Linked DNA regions of Mus musculus: region 1 is linked to region 2. Evidence: chromatin loops called from intact Hi-C (ENCODE). Cell type or tissue: left cerebral cortex. All regions are shown on one strand.

What was found. Peaks named below come from ENCODE experiments on the same cell type or tissue, not always from the same donor. Only the 100,000 strongest peaks of a DNase experiment are listed, where the experiment ranks them.
Region 1: a loop joins it to region 2, with 2.9 times the contacts of the local background. A loop is called at or near these places in 2 of 42 quality-filtered maps.

The regions. Positions count from the first base shown.
Region 1 is chr10:119,455,125-119,457,624 of GRCm38, forward strand. The region is part of intron 1 of Grip1 (glutamate receptor interacting protein 1); the gene reads left to right. Among named protein-coding and RNA genes, the nearest start is that of Grip1, 2.3 kb to the left of the region's middle. In left cerebral cortex, a CTCF peak has its summit at 1,185; DNase peaks (open chromatin) are centred at 92, 314 and 615; H3K4me3 peaks cover 801 bases.
Region 2 is chr10:119,609,487-119,611,986 of GRCm38, forward strand. All of the region lies in intron 1 of Grip1 (glutamate receptor interacting protein 1), which reads left to right. Among named protein-coding and RNA genes, the nearest start is that of Gm40780, 19 kb to the right of the region's middle. In left cerebral cortex, a CTCF peak has its summit at 1,231 (motif pointing left); DNase peaks (open chromatin) are centred at 1,041 and 1,196.

The DNA.
Region 1 (2,500 bases), 150 kb before region 2:
CTCCGTGCCAGGTGGCTCTGCAGCCCCTTTGTGCTTCAGCCTGCCAAGTGTGCTGGGCACGTTGTTTTGAAGTGACTCGCGGAGAGGAAAAGTTGAAGGCCTTTTGCACTCTAAACGCTTGGTTCTGTTGTCATCTTACGGTGTTTGGGTTGTGCAGTGGTTGGCCGTAACCTGGATATCATGTACGGAGTACACCAAAATTTCCTACCAAGGCCCCATGGGGCTGTGGGGTGCGCAGCATCCAGAGGGATTCCCTGGCTGTCAAGGTCCACCAGGGTTTATATACTCCTGCTGCTTCAACTACAGCCTGCTTTGGCTTGTTCAAGGAACCTGCTTGAGAATTGAATGGCTTTCAGGCTGCAGGGTCTTCATGACTAACAGTTGGTGCTGGAGGTTAAATGGTGCTTCGTGGGTAGGCTGTGATGGAAGCAGGAAGCCAATCTGGTGTGTAGAAGGGACAGCGCTATTTCCCCCCTGCCCCCCCCACCCCAAAAGAATTTGATTCTGCAGCGTGGGGGAGCTGGTATGGACGGTGGCTGGTGTTACTCGTCATGCTAAAAGTTTCAGGTTTTGGAAAAAAATGCTTACAGCCAAGAAACCAATGTACAGTTTCCAGTTTTTCTCTAGGTGGCACAGCGCGTCTTTGGTTGATAGCCTTTTTAATGACTCAGGGAATCTGTCCCTTTTAAAACCACTTCCTTATTAGAGTTGTGCATTCATTTGCAGTACACTTCTGGCGTGTGACCATGGATTTACCCCCCCCCCCCCGCCCCGCGCCCAGTGGTATCCCTGCTACAGAAATGCTTCAATGCCTGCCTTTGCATAACCATATCTTAAGATTTGCAGATCCAGGTGCCAATATTTCACTACCAGGTTGAAGCAATGAAAGAAAGGGGTCTGTCAAGCACCCAGGTCTGTCCTATCAGCTAAATGCTGCGACGCACCTGATGTTAAGTGCGTCAGTTTGATGATTAAAAAAAAAAAATCACTACTGTGTTGCCCCTAGGTTTTTATCAGAATGCTGAAGTGGGTAGATTTTTTTTTTGGGGGGGGGGATTGTAATAAAATGTACTTGTATGTCTTTTAGAAATATAGTAACTTTGAAAGATGATCACCTAATCTGCTTGGTTGAGATAAGACCGGAATTCCTCCAGTGCACAAAAATCTGAGTCAGACAAATTGGGCAGCCAAAGCTCCTCCAACAGGAGGGAACAGGGAATGTATGGCCCTTGGTTGCTTTTATTTATTTATTTATTTATTTATTTATTTATTTATTCAATGTTTTTATTCATTGCTCATGAGATGTTTTTCTAAACAGCACGTGTGTATAGAAGTGTGTGTGCATACATATATATATATATATATATATATATATATATATATATGTATATTAGTAGTATTTTTTGAGGTCCTGCCTTATTGAGAATGTGCAAATGATTTTGTTCTTTAAACATCGTCCATAAACGTAGAACTTGCGTATGTGGTTGTATCGTGTGTATGTGAGTGTATTGAGATGCTTCCGTGACTTTTGGTATGTCTGTCAGAGGACACTGCTCGGATTATGCCCTTTGCAGAATGTATTGAGTGCTTGACGTTTTTTTTTCTTTGCATTTGAAGTAACATTGTATAGACTGCCCCACTGCCCCATGATTACTTTTGAAATATAAGCTATCAGGCCAGTCAAAAAAAATAATCAACATGGAATACATATTATATTTTTAATATTGTTTGAGAATACAGTCAACCAAAAGGCCAATTTGTAGCATTAAATCCTAATGTGGGCTGTGCCCTTTCTATACCTCTTCCAACCCCAGCTTCTATTTACCATGCTGAAACACATTATGGAGACTAGTATAACTTTTTTTATGTGAATTTTATTTTTTAAAGTATCTTTGTTGATTATAACTCGAATTAATATGAAGTTCTAGCTTCCTCAAGATCCATATATATATATATGTATATATATATATATATATATATATATATATATATATATATATATATATATATATTTAAGTCTCTATCTCAGCAATATTTCTTTAAAATGCTAATTTTGGTTTAGACATGGATGGGAGGAGCTGGGGAGATGGCTTAGTCAGCATCCGTGCAAGCAGGAGGATCGGAGTTCCAAACCCCAGAGCCCGTGTAAACAAACCAGGTGCACAAGTGCTTGCCTGCAGTGCTCCTCCTGGGGAAGTGGAGACCTGATGATTACTGCATCTTGCTAGGCAGCCGATCCAGCTGTGTTGGGGAGCTCTGGGCTCAGTGAGAGACCCTGTCTTAAAGATAAGGCAGAGGAGCAAATGAGGAATGATAGTGCGTCCACTCACAGGGACCACTCAGTGGAGTGTACCTTTTTGGTACTATTGTCACATACAAAAGGTGTTTTGGCTAGGCTACGTAGTTTCCCATCAAACCTATATGCCGTTCATAACTTGGGTTTGTCTTGGAAGCCTCTGTCAAGACAATATTGAATGAGCTATGGCTACTGCACGCAGGG
Region 2 (2,500 bases):
GAGGAATTTTGAACAGCAATCAAGGCAGGAAAGAAAACCAGGAGGCCCCAGTTTTTATATAGGAAAGGTCTATTGAGTATCCAAAAGGAACACAAAAGGCCAGCAAGGGTCTCAACTCAGAAACACTGATTGCGTGTAAACACATTCTCCCCCCCCCCCCCCGTTCTGTCTGTCTGTCTGTCTGTCTGTCTGGTGAAGTCTACCTATGTAGATCTGGTTATTCTAGAACTTATGTAGACCAGGCTAGTCTTGACTCTTTAGAGTTCTGTCTCTTGTCTCCTGAGTCCTGGGATTAAAGGCACACACGACGCCTTGGGCTCCCTTCTTGAGAGCACTTCAAGACTGGTCTATTAGTGTAAGCTGCCTTTGCTTTATTTTTCAACTAATGAGCAAAAAAAGCATTTGAACATTATTTTCAAGCTCTGTAAGTTTGAAGGGAGATGGAGACACGCACAGAGAACTATGTCCATGTTCCTAAGAAACTAATCCTGAAACAGTCTTAGAATGTAAATCCTGAACTTCATAGAGGTCCCTTGCTATTATTATTTTAATTTGCAACTGAAGAAGCCATCGCCCAAGGGTCAGACCAAGGACTTTCTATCCTCCAGCCTTGCTCCTTATCAAGACCCATCCATACTTATATGACTTCCATCTTGTCACAAACTTCTGAAACAGCAACCAAAACGAGATGAACTGAGACAGCTAAGTGTCTTAGTTAAGTGTCTGTACTGTGAGCAGATACATTGACTGAGACAACTCTTATAAGGACAACATTTACTTGGGGCTGGCTTACAGGTTCAGAGGTTCAGTCCATTATCATCAAGGCAGGAACGTGGCAGCATCCAGGCATGCATGGTGCAGGAGGAGCTGAGAGTTCTACATCTTCATCTGAAGGCTGCTAGAGGAATACTGGCTTCCAGGCAGCTAGGATGGGGGGTGGGGGAGGTGTCTTAAAGCCCAAACCCACAGTGACACACACAGTGACACCCACAGTGACGTCACACCTCCTAATCGTGCTACTTCCTGAGCTGAGCATATAGAAACCATTACATCAAGCAAACGCTGCTTCTTCAGGACAGTGTCTCTCTCTAAAGGTAAATGTTGGTCAGCTGTTGGTCAGCGAGCAAGACATCTGTACCAGGGAACTACGCATTCAGTGACTAATGTGCAAAAGTCCGGGTTATTAAAGATACAGATGTTTATTACGTTAGCTTGCCCTCCAGTGCTCTCCAGTGCCCTCTAGTGACCTCCTGCGCTCTCTAGCCCACACAGCAGAAACAAACCTTTCCTGTCTCTGCTGCTCATTTTTAGCTATCTAGCATTTGTTATATTACTCATATGAAGGGCCACTGAATATTTCCTCCACACTCTCTTCATATGACAGACATGTCCCTTCATATGACAGGCATGTCCCTTCATATGACAGACATGTCTCTTACCGAGACAGTAGTTTGGCAGGAGAAAACACATCCACACTGCTTCTGTGTCAGTAGATGCAGAAACATTGCACTGCTCCATCTGGAGCCTGGTGTTGGAGCCCTAGGCTTGACCGATCAAGGGCAGACAGCTCAGTTTCCCATCTTTTGCCCCCATAGTGCATCTATAAGCTGAAGTTCATAAACCCATCCCATCCTGGCCTGTGGTAAAGAGGGACTTGTATTGTTAGGTGACTGTCACCAGTCCCTGACTTCTTACTGTTCTATTGCCCTTCCAGCACTATTGTAATCATCATTACCAACATCGACACCATCATCTCTTCTTACCCATGCCCCCAGCTCTGTGTGTGTGTGTGCGCTCATGTGTGTTGGCAAAGCAGCTTGATTTAAAATTCTTCACACCGTAGAAGCAGGTAAATCCTGGAGTATAATTTTTCCAGTCGTGTTACTAAATAACCTCAGACTTTGTCTCAAATATGGTTCCTCTTGAATATTGAAAGCATCTAATGGGGAAAATAAAGCCTCAGAGATACCGAAGCACACAGATTAACCTAAAAGAATGCGCCGCGACACATTTATGCTCTGTCGTAAAGCGCCATAATGAATAATTAAAACCGAACCAGGGCATCAAAGTAAATGATGACTCTGGATTGTGGTCCTGTACTCTGCATTGCTTGCATGGTTTCCTGCTTGTTGATTTGCATAGAATAGTAATCAACAAAGAATCCCTCCAGTTATTAAATGCAAATTAAAAGTTAGTATTTAAAAGAATATCTTGTGCTTGTTTTTGGAAGCCGACCAATTATTATTTTTTGTGTGTGTGTGCTAAGAAAGTAAGTGTTTGAAGGTACACAGCTAAGAACTCCATGGGTTGAAAAGTAAAATTTAGCTCTTCTGTCATGTCCCTGGTACTTCAGGAGCTGTGGGTTCCTGTGCAGACACGGCCGAATCCAAGAACCACCCCACACAAATGCAATCCCCAAAATGTCACTGGGATGGCAATAGGAAATCTCAGTCATAAAGATAGGGCGTCCCCAAAGGGGGGTCAACCCCAGGTTCCTGAG